2 separate regions of the Homo sapiens genome follow, and region 1 is linked to region 2. A link is a contact called in ENCODE Hi-C or POLR2A ChIA-PET data. All regions are on one chromosome and are shown on one strand. Each heading gives the region's core, a stretch centred on a gene start or an enhancer-like site at or near the end of the contact. The rest is flanking DNA. Distances are from core to core; before and after follow the strand shown. Region 1 overlaps LOC100996549 (a long non-coding RNA gene). Region 2 holds the start of TAF1B (TATA-box binding protein associated factor, RNA polymerase I subunit B).

What was found. A loop is a pair of places that touch in the nucleus more often than their neighbours do. ChIA-PET counts read pairs that join two places held with the same protein, here RNA polymerase II (POLR2A). Pooled maps may share reads with other maps.
Region 1: a loop to region 2 is called in a pooled map, with 3 times the contacts of the local background. The contact joins the enhancer-like site here to the promoter of TAF1B in region 2. A Hi-C loop is called at or near these places in 1 of 168 maps with a recorded cell type or tissue (naive thymus-derived CD4-positive, alpha-beta T cell) and 13 of 50 pooled maps. POLR2A ChIA-PET finds 5 or more read pairs at or near these places in 13 of 52 experiments (A549, H1, HepG2 and 8 more).

The regions. Positions count from the first base shown.
Region 1 is chr2:9,765,381-9,771,937 of GRCh38, reverse strand. All of the region lies in intron 2 of LOC100996549 (a long non-coding RNA gene), which reads left to right. Among named protein-coding and RNA genes, the nearest start is that of TAF1B, 75 kb to the left of the region's middle. RefSeq lists enhancers at 1-821, 822-1,750, 5,615-6,165 and a silencer at 2,453-2,562. Within about 2 kb of position 1,422, at least 8 of the 41 ENCODE cell types and tissues checked have a DNase peak (open chromatin) inside an H3K27ac peak, as active enhancers do.
Region 2 is chr2:9,838,395-9,844,896 of GRCh38, reverse strand. It overlaps TAF1B (TATA-box binding protein associated factor, RNA polymerase I subunit B), which reads right to left and starts at 1,423. Exons shown (of 15, transcript NM_005680.3): 1 at 1,338-1,423. The coding sequence starts at 1,355. RefSeq lists a silencer at 1,063-1,142.

The DNA of each region.
Region 1 (6,557 bases), core at 173-2,672, 73 kb after region 2:
GGTTTGGGAAGCTTCCCCTAAGTGTAGCTGGCCACTCATCCCTGGGAATTCTGAGATGATTTTCCCTCTGAGGACTCAGCTGGGGAGGGAAGACATAGGTTACCATGGCAACAGATTTTTTTTTTCCTGCCGGAGCAAACATTTCTACAGAAACCTCAAGAGATGCCAGCCAGTGCGGGGCGCTGCCTGTTTCTCCCACGCCCTCCCTGGCCTCTGAGCCCAGAGCTGGCCCTTCTCACTGGGTTTCTCAAAGCTGCCCACTGTAAGGCTGTGCCTGAGACCTAGGTCAGCCTTGGCCTCACATCCCCCGCCCCGTGCAGGCCCTCCCACCGGTCTGTTCACAGCCCAGGCTGTCAGCAGTGGGGGAGCCAGGCCCAGAGAGGGGAGCCATAGGGTGCCCTCTCCCAGCCCAGACAGGCTTCCTCTGCCATCCACCAGTGCCCTCCACCTCAAACCCAGGTGACAGCGCCTTCTTCCCCCTCCCCCATTCACAGGGCCCCGGGAGGCTACCAGGGGGCCACCTAGAGGAGCTGGGAGGGGTGGGGGTCCTCTGGAGAGGGGCAAGGTCTCTGAGCTCAGATCCTGCCAGCTCAGACCCATGGACCTCGGGTCCTGCTGGATCCCGTCTGGGACCCTGGGGTGGGAGGCCCCAGGAACAAAACTCAGAGAGGCCTTGTGACTTTCCCCAGGACACACAGCGAGTGAGGGAGGAGGCAGGAGTTGAGCCCCGGTTTCTCTGGAGACAAGGCCCAGCCTCTGCCTCCTGTCCTGCCAGGCTAGACTCCACCTTCCACTGCCTGGAAACAGGGGACAGATGGCCCCTTCTGGAAGCACTGGGGGTGCAGAGTGCCTCGCGAGCACTGAAGGTGTTGAGGGTCTGGCTCATGCCCTGCACTGCCCGTGTGTGGACTGCAGCGTGGAAACAGTGCTCAGAGAGGCTCCGTGGCCTTGCCCCAGCTCGCAAGTGGTGGCGTAGGACGCCGATGTCAGTGCTGTCGGGCTCTGTGACACTGTGCTATCTGTCCACGCCCCTGGACCGTCTTATTGAAGACAGGCAAGGAGGAGAGAACAGGGAAGGCGGAGGGGTGAGTGGCTGGTGGGACCACAGCCCAGGCCAGGGCCGGGGCAGGGAGCAGGGGAGGGCCTTTGACACCAGGCAGCTCCCTCCCAGAGGCCATAGGCACATGGAAGGGTGAGGCCGGGAGAAGCAGTTGAGCTCAGTGGCCCAAAGCAGGGACTCTGGGACCTGCCAGACAAGAGTCAAATCCCAGCTCCACCTCTTCCCAGGGTTCGTTTGCACTTGGGACAGCTGTTTCTTTCTGATCACAGCTTTCTCACTTGTAAAATGGGGAGAGCATTCAGTGGCTCCACCTGGCGGTGTATGAGGATGAATGAGACGGATGCATTTGAGGGCTGCTCTGGGGGAGGCCGCTGCTCTTTCGTGATTTGAATCCCATGCAGTCCCTGGGCTCCTCTGCCGCTCTTGCCTCTCTGTATCCCGGTACTTGGCCCTTAGCAGGCACTCCCAGGAGCTGCTGGAACAGGCTGAGTCCTGGCGCTTATCCGAGCTGTCTTGTTTGCACGTGCTCGTCTCCCACCCACTCACTGGTGAGCTCCGCAAGAGTGTACTTCTCTCCGTCCCTGGAGCGCCACGGCGTGCTGGTGCATAGTAAGCATCTGTCCATGTCTGTCCAGTTGAATTTCTTGAGAGTCATTTGACCTTCTCAGCAGCTCTGGAGGTAGGTCGATCAGGGTTCCTCATCCCATTTCACAGATGTGAAGACCCAGGTTGAGATTCACTGGGCAGGTTGCTCATGGTCCCAGAGTTGGTCGACAGGGACAGGCATCCTGATTTACTGTTTGACTCCCAGTCCTCTGTGATTCCCATTCCACTAGGCTGCAAAGGAGGGACCAGTGGAAAAGAAAGAGAGGTCAGGTGATGCCAGGAGGTGGGGAGAATCAGCTAGACCCTCCTCAGCCGTTTTCCTAAAACCAGCCACGATCCTTAGCTCCCCGCCTCTGCTTGCCCTCCCTGATAGCTTTGCCTTGGCTGTGAGCTCAGCACAGTTGCTGGTGGGGGACAGGAGTGGGAGTGAGTGGCACTGATGGGGGAGGCAGAGGCCCCATAGTCTGTGCTCCCAGCCAAGACCACAAATTCATGACCATTCCAGAGCTCCTCAGCTTCACCCCCACCTCAAGAGCCCCCCCGCTCCCATCCTGGAGCCTCCAGCACTGCCCAGTCCCTCCTGAGATCTGTGGATCTGCGGGCTCAGCAGCCGCCCACACGGAGCTCGCCTGCAGTGCTGCCTCTCTGGCTGTCATCTCCATGGCAACGCCCACCACCCCCGCTCAGGGCCACTGTGCTCTGCGCACCTGAGCCTGACCTTCCTTTCCAGCTGCCCATTTGAGTGCGGGGGGGACACCCACGCACCTGCTCAGGCCAAGACTCAGAGCCCACTCACATGCCTGCCCCCACCCACAGGTCAGAGTGGCAGCATGTGGGCATACACAGGTGTGTGTGGGGGGGGGCATGGGTGTTAAACACACCAACACCTCATTCGAGTCCTTGAGCTTCTGTGAGAGTCTCTGGCACCTGGGGGCCGCCAGCGATGACTAAATGTGTGTGGTATCTGTGTCCCCGGTATGGGTTTGCTTTTGTCAGTGTGCCTGTGCCTCTTGGGGCCTGTGGTGCTTCCTGAGTGTCTGTCTGTATCCCTGGCAGAGTGGCGGAGGCACGGGGGCACCTCCCTGTGTTTGTCAGAGAGGCGGGATGGCAGCCCCTTTTTTTCCACTTCCCCAACGACAGGAACATGACCTGGCTTTGGCCCACTTTCTAGGGACATCCAGGCCCAGCAGTGGCTGAAGGAGACGACTTGGGAGCCATCTTTGCTGGGCTCTCCTCAGGGCAAACAGCTCACCAAGGGCACAATGAGCTTTGGCCCTGGGATCCACGGCATTTTCTCCCAAGGCGCTACCCTGATTCCATTTTCCTAATCAACGAAGGGGAGCCACAGAGGGCCACGGGCAGCACTACAGGGTGCAAGAAGCGTCGTCTCATTCTGTTAACAGCTGGCCGTGCCCCCTTGCACGGGACACAGCTTCCCTGCCTGGTAATGATTCCTTATGAACTCCAGTTCCGACTGTCCAGAAGTCCATCAAATGGTGATTGGCTAAATACTCAGTTCTTTTGACACGAGCCGCCTCCTCTCATCCTCATAATGGCCTCAGCCTCGTGGGCTGTCTCATTCTCCCCAGCTGAGAAGGAGGGAGCCGAAGTGCTGAGGAGTGAGGCCGCAGGGGACGCTGTGGAGACAGGATTCAGCTCCCAAGCCTTTGCTCTTCTCCTGCCTGCTCCCTCCAGCGCTCTGCTCACCTGCCTCTCGGGCCAGATTGGGCCCTCTGTGCTGGCTGCTGCCGCCCAGCCAAACCCCTCCCAATCGCCCTCAGCCACCAAGGCCAGGTGTTGGGGCAGGGAGGGGTGAGCAGTGGCGAAGGGCACCAGCTGCTGTGCTGGGAGGCCCCTGCTTGCCCTTTGCTACCGACAGGGCTTGAGATCAAGGGGAAAGTATCAGAAGGGAAAGGCAAAAGGCAGGCAAAGCTGTCCGGCTCCTCCTGGCTGGTGGGGAATGATGCATTGAGTTCTGAGATCAAGGGCTTCATTAGGGATCAGGCCAGGCATGTAGGACAACATAAGACCAAGGTCCTCAGAGTTGGATTCAAGGAGGTGGGAAAGAGAAGGAGGGGAGCCCCGGCTGACAGGTACAGGGACTGGGGTTCAGAGGCCGGCTCTCCTGTTCCACGAGGAGCACAAGGTGTGTGTATTCACGCATGCGTTCACACAAAAAGGGGAACTCGTCAAGTCCAACTCACTCACAGATACCCTCTGCAATGTCAGAACAATAACCGAGGCACGACCTTGCGTCGAGAGCTCAGGGTGGGAGGGACCGATCCTTCCCTAGGGGATGGGGGAGCCACAGACCAGGGAGGTCAGAAGAGGAGGGAGCACGCGAGCTACTTGTGGACGTGGTGGGGGACCTGGAGGGTCCACACACCGGGGCAGAGAGCTCCAGGCTGAAGGACGGCACAAGCAGAGGCAGGGGGCTGACAGAGCTGAGGCAGGTGGGTGAGAGGGGACCTGGCTCTGAAGCACAAGCAGAGCTTCTCAGATCTCGGGGACCTTCCTGACTCAGCAGAGTTGGGGGGCCTGAGCCTCTGCATTTCTAACAGGCTCTCAGGTGATGCTGATGTGCTGGTTTAGGGACCACACTTTGAGCTGCAAGGGTGTGGGCTGAGATGTCAGACTGTCTGGGTTTGAATTTGGATCTGTCCCCTGTTGTCTGTGCTAGTGGGCAAGTGATGACCTCCTCCTCCTGCCTGAGTTCCCTCACTTATAATATGCAGATAATCATAATAATAATGCTTACTTCAAGGGGGTGATTGTGGGGACGAAGAGGCAAATACAGTTGACTTTTGAACAACAGCGGGGATTAGGGGACACTGGCCCCCACCCCCATGGAGTTGAATATCCATGTGAAGGCTGGCGCAGTGGTTCACACCTGTAATCCCAGCACTTTGGGAGGCTGAGGTGAGAGGATCACTTGAGCCCAGGAGTTGAAGACCAGCCTAGGCAACATAGGGAGACCCTGTCTCTACAAACAGTAGAATAAAAACACTCTGGTATGGTGGCATGCGCCTGTAGTTCCAGCTTCTCAGGAGGTTGAGGTGAGAGAATTGCTTGAGCCCAGAAGGTCGAGGCTGCAGGGGGCCATGATTATGCCACTGCTCTCCAGCCCGGGTGACAGAGGGAGACCCTGTCTCAAAAAAAAAAAAAATCCATATATAACCTTAGACTCCCCCGAAAGTTAACTAATAGCCTACTGTTGACTACAAACCTTACTGATAACATAAACAGTTGATTAATACATACTTTATACAGTATATATAATATATATACACCGTATTCTTACAATACAGTAAGTTAGAGAGGAGAAAATGTTATTAAGAAAATCATCAGGAAGAGAAAACATGCTCACCATTCATTAAGGGGAAGTAGATTCATCTTTGCTGTGTTCATATTGAGTAGGCTGAGGAGGGGGAGGAAGAGGAGGGGTTGGTCTTGCTGTCTCAGGGGTGGCAGAGGCAGAAGAGGTAGAGGAGATGGGAGGGGAGGCAGGGAGGGGAGGCAGGAAGGGCGAGTGTATAGTATAACATTGATGGAGAAAAATCTGTGCATAAGTGGACCCGTATTGTTCAAGGGTCAACTGTGTATGTAAAAACACTCAGATCAGGGCTTGAGAAATGTGTTATTGTTCTAAAACGCTAGGCTGAAGAAGACCTGCTTTTTGGCTGAGGAATGGGTCACTGTTGAGTTTTAAGCAGGGCAGTGATGCAAGCAAAGTCTCCTTTAAAAGAATGTCTGTGGACAGTGTTGGGAACCGAGTGGGAGGTGGGGGACAAGCCTGGGAGGTGTGAACAAGTCAGGGCCCTGCTCCAGGAGCGGGAGGAAGCAACAAGCCTGGGCCACGGGGGCAGGGCTGGTGGAGTACAGACACTGCTGGCTCAGCTCTAACTGGAGTGGGCCCAGGGCTGGCCGGCCGCTCTGCACCCTATAGGGAACCTTCTGGGCTGGGGAGGGAGCCCCCGCCTGCGGGGCTGCTGCTGCGTGGTCACTGTGCTGACATGCCCAGCCTGGGGGCAGGTTTCTGCGGCTTGCTGGGCCCTGCACCATTTCCCAGTCCTCAGCCTCCTGGGCCTGCAGCCTCAGGTCGGCCCAGCTCAACTCTCCTGCCAGGAGCTTCCCCGACTTCCTCAGAAGAGAAGAAATCTTCCTCTGAGGTGCCCTGGTGTGTGAGCGTGTGTGCATGTGGGTGTGTAGAGGCAGGTGTGTGTGTACAGATGTGAGGGTATGTGCACACATAAGCATATGTACATGTGTGAGGGTGTATACGTGTGTGAGGATGTGCACACACGTAACAGTACACACCCTTACACATGCACACACAAGGCCCCCGTGTGCCCCAGCTGCCGGCCCATATTCACTCTTTGAGGAGAGGCTCTGTAGTGTTCAGACTTAATTTCTAGGAAATTACTTCCCTGTCTGCCTGTGGACTTTGAATTGAGAGATTCCAGTTCGCCAGGCAAGCCCAGCATGTGACCCTCTGCAAGGCAACAGCCCCTGTGTCCTTTAGGGGGTGCACTTACTCATATGTCCTCCCGCCCCCTCTAGGTTCCCACCAGAGGTAGGGACAGTCAGGGAGGGCCACATACTCTTGGCAGGCCACTGTGGGCACTGCCCTTCACTCAGAGAAAGCTTCCTTTGCTGCTTCCATTGGGGTGATTTCCTAAATGAGGGACTGCTTGGGAGGAGGAGTTCAAGGCAAACGTTCTACTCCTGGGATTTCTGAAACATCTGTTAGAGGGTCACTTCTCAGTCTACAGAAGATAGGGAAAATGCCACTTCACACCAACCCCAGAACCATGGGCTGGGGTTGGATGTGTCCAACCACCTCTGTTCAGGAGGTTCACCTACCCAACGTGCGGCCACCCAGCCTCTGCTA
Region 2 (6,502 bases), core at 174-2,673:
AAGACTTTTAAAAAATGCAAATACAATTTGGAACTCCTCCAGGACACTAAAAGCGCATACCACAGAGGAACTAGATTTGTAATGGTTTCAAGTTTCGATTTATTCACTCGGCAGCATAAGGGGTATCAACTATGTGTGTACCAGGCTTTTTACTAGGTGCTGGGGATTCAATGGTGAGCAAAACAGACCAGACATGATCCCTAGTCTGGGTATACGCTAGCTAATGGTGAGTTACAATTATTCATTTCATCAGCCTAGCATTTACAGAAGTTAGCCAACCATCATCAGTAAACATTTTTTAAGCCTCTACTATAAGACCGTACTGCTCCTGTATATACAGGCCTAATTCTCTGATCCCCAACTCTTTGGAGTTTGACTTGTTGTTAGCATTGATCTAATTATCGAGTATCATTTAATACCATCAAAGCGTGTGCCATTTGGCCGAGGGCGGGGGATCACCCCTATAATCCCAGCACTTTGCGAGGCTGAGGCAGGAAGATCGCCTGAGCCCAGGAGTTCAATACCAGTCTGGACAACATAGCGAGACCCCTGCCCCTACAAAAAATTAAAAAAAAAAAAATTAGCCGGGCTTGGTGGTGCATGTCTGTAGCCCTAGCTCATTGGAAGGCTGAGGCGGAAGGATCTCTCGAGCCCAGGATTCGAGGCTGCAGTGAGCCGTGATCGTGCCACTGTACTCCAGCCTGGGGGAAGAAGTGAGATCTTGTCTCAAAAATAAAAAACAAAAATGTGCCATTTTACGTAGTACCTAAAACAAAACAAAATGCATGCCAAATCAATTTTGGCAACTTGGTAAAGTGTTCAGTGACCCCGTACTAACACTACGATGAATGATAGCTGGACAATTTGGGGAGTTCCCAAACCCGAATTTAGAATCCCTGCTGGAGACAGTGGCAAGGATTCCCGGAGAGACCGACAGGGGTTACCCGGCGGCATCTCAGGTTCCAACCCCTGCCCCTCCCTCACCCACCCCAGCATTAAAGGGAACTTGTGGGTGGTCCAGTCTCGAGGATGAGCCCTGTGGGTGGCCACCCCACAAAACCCACAGCTTCATCCTTAAACACACCCATAACGACAAACACCACACCCTCCCTCCCCCACAACCTCGCCGAGCCAGAAACTCCAGCCTCTTTACCAAAGCCGCGCGCGCATGCGGCCGGCCAGCCCCAGTCCTTAGCCCGCCCTGCAGCCCTCCGCCCCGCCTTCCTCCAGCCGGTGGCGTCGCCGCCCCAACCCGCGGCGTCCTCCGCCGCTCCTCCTCAGCTTCTCTCTCCTCCGGCCCCGGCGATCGTGGCCCGCCAGGTGCACCGCCTCCTTACCGCCTCCTCGAGGTCCATCGCGGCGCCGCGGGAGCTTCCACAGCCGGGACCCGTTACCCGGGTAGCGAGCGCAGCTTCCGGGAAAGGCTGGAGAAGCTTCCGGCCGGAAACGCGAGATCCGCGCCTAGGATTCCGTGCGCCTGCGCGGCAGGGAAACCGCGCGCTCGGGGGCGAGGCTCCGCAAAGCTCGCAGACCCCTCGCGGACTACCTAACTTTCCTACTCTTGAGAACCAAAACCAACCAATAAGAAAGTGGGCGACGCCTACTGCTGAGTGGTTTGATCAAGCTCCGTTCCGACGATCATTCATTCCAAGACAGACTTGCTCCTCCGGCGGCACGGGGGGTCGGACAAGGCCGTGCTCGCGAGCGCGGGCTCTGTCCTCTGTGGGTTCCGCCCTCCGTGGGTTCTGCCCTCCGAGTCTCGCCCCTTGCTGGCTTTTTTAAGGGGAAGCCTCGGGGCTTGGAGGAAAGCTCACGGGCTGTGAGTTAGACCTAGGTTTCTAATCACGGCTCTCCTGCTTACTTGTGCCTCAGTTTACTCCTCTGTAAGAATTAGATGTTATCTGTGAGCCCCTTATAATTGAGTCTCCACCGGGCGTGCTGGTTCACGCCTGTAATCCTGGGGAGGCTGAGTCGGGAGGATTGCTTGAGGCCAGGAGTTGGAGACCAGCCGGGGCAACAAAGCGAGACCCCTTCTCTGCATAAGTAAATAACTGAATAAATAAATGCATGAGTGAATATAATTGAGTCTCAGTAAGTGCTCAATAAATTTAGCTCTTATTGTTTCTTCATCTAACACATTCATTCCTTGTTTTATTTATTAAACAGGAACTGGTTTGTGTCCTGGGGATTCAGCAGTGAACAAAGTAAACAAAAGTCCTTGCCTTCATGGAGATTGTATTCTGATGGGGAGAGACAAAAATAAATAAGGAAAATATGTGGTATGTTAAGTGGTGGTGAGTTCCAAGGAGAAAAATAAAGAGGAGAGGAGAATGGGAACAACAAGGTGATTTCAGTCTGAAATGTGATGTTCAAGAGAGATCTCATTGAGAAGAGGATTTTTGATATAATCGTACATCCCAAGAAGTTAGAAAAAAGATTAAACTGAAAAATAATGGGATGAAGGAAATGTTTAAAAAAGAGAAATTAATAAAAGAGAAAGCAAGCTTCGATAGGCTCCACAAAGGCTTGCTGTGGTGGCTGGTGCCTGTAATCCCATCACTGTGGGAGGCGAAGGCGGGCAGATTGCTGGAGGGCGGGAGTTGGAGACCAGCCTGCCCAACATATTGAGTCCTCATCTCTATAGGCTGGAGTACAATGGTTCAATCTCAGCTCAGTGCAGCCTCCACCTCCCAGGTTCAAGCAATTCTCCTGCCTCAGCCTCCCAAGTAGCTGGGATTATAGGCACGCGCCACGACGCCTGGCGAATTTTTGTATTTTTAGTAGAGACGGGGTTTCACCAGGTTGGCTGGGCTGATCTCGAACTCCTGACCTCAAGTGATCTGCCCACCTCGGCCTCCCAAAGTGCTAGGATTACAGGCGTGAGCCACCACGCCCAGCCTAAAAGATATTTTTTAAGAAGAGAGTCTCAACCAACTAACATTAGCTCTTTGAAAATACTAATACATTCGATAAACTCTGGAAAGATTGATCAAAAAGAAAAGAGCCCAGCTTGGTGATGCACACCTACAGTCCTAGCTACTTGGGAGGATGAGACGGGAGGTTTGCTTGAGCTCAAGGCTGCAGTGAGCTATAATCGGGCCACTGTGCTCCAGTCTGAGCAACGGAGCAAAGAAAATCAAAATAAACTGATATCAGTGGCATCACTAACCAATATGTAGGGGCATCACTGCAAATACCACAGACATTAAAAAGATCATAAGGGCATATTCTGAACAACTCTAGGCCAATAAATGTGAAAATTCCACCAATTTTTTTTTTTAAGACAGTCTTGCTCTTTCACCCAGTCTGGAGTGCAGTGGCACCATCTCAGCCCACTGCAACCTCCGCTTCCCAGGTTCAAGCAATTCTCCTGCCTCAGCCTCCTAAATAGCTGGGACTACAGGCGCCTACCACCACACCTGGCTAAGTTTTGTATTTTTAGTAGAGATGGAGTTTCACCATATTGGCCAGGCTGATCTTGAACTCCTGACCTGCCCACCTCGGCCTCCCAAAGTACTGGGGTTACAGGCATGAGCCACCACGCCTGGCCAAATTCTACCAAATTTTTAAGAAAGAAATAGGCCAGTCATGGTGGCTCACGCCTGTAATCCCACCACTTTAGGAGGCTGAGGCAGGAGAATATTTGAGGCCAGGAGTTCGAGACCAGCCTGACCAACATGACAAAACCTCGTCTCTACTAAAAATACAAAAATTAGCTGGGCATGGTGTTGCACGCCTGTAATCCTAGCTACCTGGGAGGCTGAGGCACAAGAATTGCTTGAACCTGGGAGGCAGAGGTTGCAGTGGGCCAAGATCATGCCATTGCACTCCAGCCTGGTTGATAGAGAGAGACTCTGTCTCAATAATAATAATAATTTTAAAAAGAAATAAATAACACCCATCTTATACAGATGCTTCCAAATAATGAAAAAAGAAGAGCATTTACCAGTACATTTTAGGAGACAAGCATGACCTTGACACCAAAACTTGACAAGGATATTTCAAGAAAAGTCAAAATTAAAAAGCAATTCCTCTCATAAACATACATGCAAAAGTTCCAAACAAAACATCAGTAAATTGAATGTACATCCTGTTGTACTCAGCAATATATAAATAGGATAATAAATCACAGCCAAGTTAGGTTTATTCTAGGAATGCAAGTTTGTTTAACATCGAGCCTGTAATCTCAGCATTTTGGAAGGCCAAGGTGGACAGAACACTTAAGCCCAGGAGTTTGAGATCAGCCTGGGAAACATAATGAGACCTCATTTCTGCAAAAAATTAAAAAATTAGCTGGGTGTGGTGGCACAGTCCAATAGTCCCAGGTACCTAGGAGACTGAGGTGGGAGGATCGGTTGAGGCTGCAGTGAGCTGTGGTCACGCCACTGCATTCCAGCCTACATGACAAAGCAAGACCTTTTCTCAAAATTAAAAAATGTTAAAAGAAAAAGTAGAGAAAAAAGAATAAAGATTTAAAAAATAAATAAAAGAGAAAAAAATAAATCATACAGTAATCTAGTGTGATGCAAGGATAGACCAAAAAATTGACAGAACTGAATAGAAAGTCCAGAAACGGACTCATAAGTACATATAAAATAATCTGATTTACAACAAAGCTGCTACTAAAATTCAGTGAGGAAAGAATAGCTTTTCTCCTTTTTCTTTGTTTCTTTTTTGAGATAGAGTCTTGCTCTGTTGCCCAGGCTGGAGTGCAATGGCACAATCGCGGCTCACTGCAACCTCTGCCACTCAGGTTCAAGCAATTCTCGGGCCTTAGCTTCCCAAGTAGAGGTAGCTGGGACTACAGGCATGTGCCATGACACCTGGCTAATTTTGTATTTTTTAGTAGAGATGGAATTTTGCCATGTTGGCCAGGCTGGTCTCGAACTCATAGCCTCTAGTGATCCACCCACCTCGGCCTCCCAAAGTGCTGGGATTATAGGCGTGAGCTGAAAGAATAGTTTTTCAATAAATGGTTCTGAATCAATCAGACATGCATATGAGAAAATTATTGACCCCTTTCTCACACTGTACACAAAAATTAATTCAAATAGATCCTACATGTGATAGGTAAAACCATAAAGCTTCTAGAAAAAAAAAGTGGTAAATATCTTTATGATTTGGTGTGGAATAGACTTCATCAACAGGGCACAAAAAGCACTACTCCTAAGAGAAAAGGTCATTACACTGGATTTCATTAAATTAAGAACTTCGATTCATCAGAAGACATTGTTAGGCTGAGCACAGTGGCTCACGCCTAGAACCTAGCACTTTCAGAGGCCGAGGTGGGAGGATTGCTTCAGCCCAGAAGTTCAAGATCAGCCTGGGCAACATAGAGAGATCCTATCTCTACAAAATTTTTTTAAAACTTAGTTGGGTGTGGTGGGCATGCCTGTAGTTCCAGCTACTCAGGAGGCTGGGTCGGGGGGATTGCTTCAGCCCGGGAAGTCAAGGCTGCAGTGAGCTGTGATCATGACACTTCCCTCCAGCCTGGGTGACAGAGACCCTGTCTTTAAAAAAAATTAAAAAAAAAAAGACATAATTAAAGCAAACTAAAAACTGAGAGAAGAAATTCACAATACATATTCGACAAGACATGTAACAAAGGTTTCCTACCGATCTATTAAGAAATAATAAACAATCCAGTTAAAAATAGGCAAAAAGATTTGAACAGGTATTTCATAAAAGATAACAGCTAAATGGTCAATAAATATATGAAAATGTACGCAACGTCATTACTTATCAGACAAGTACAAATTAGATCAGGCTTGGTGGCTCATGCCTATAATCCCAGGATTTTAGGAGGTCAAGGCCTTGCCTTCCACCATGATTGTGAGGCTTCCCCAGCCACATGGAACTGAATAAGTCCATTTGAACCTCCTCCTTTTGTAAATTGCCCGGTCTCGGGTATGTCTTTATCAGCAGTGTGAAAACAGACTAATGCAGTGCGTGAGAAGGGAGAGGATCTGCAGCACCATGGAGGGGTCAGCCCTAGCATAGAGGGTTCATCTGCTGCAGAACCAGGAAAGAAGGGAGAGCACGTGGGACAGCGCAGGTGCATGAGGTGGAAGGTCTGTTCTCTGAGCTTCATTGAAATGGAAGCAAGTCATCAGTTGAGAGTGGGAGTGGGGAGGGCTGTGGGAAGTTTGAGAGGAGACCAGAGGTGTAATAACTCTTGGAAATGGAAGAATGGAATCAGGAATCTAGCAAAAATTGCAAGCAGCATGAGGGCCTACTTGACATTTGCAATCATAAATATAAAGATAAGGCAGTCAAGACACCCAGCCATTCTGATGCTCACTTTGTTAAAACATTCCCTTTACCCTGAAGGGACAAATTAAGTGTATTCCCCATTTCAAAAATATCTGCCAATACTACTGACAACTACTTGTCATCCCAGGAATACTTACTTTCCTGTTTTTTAAAAAAGAAGGTAACTAGCTCATCTGTGGGTCTGGCAGGTCTTTGAAATGTTTTGCCATGAGGTATCCAAAAGCCTTCT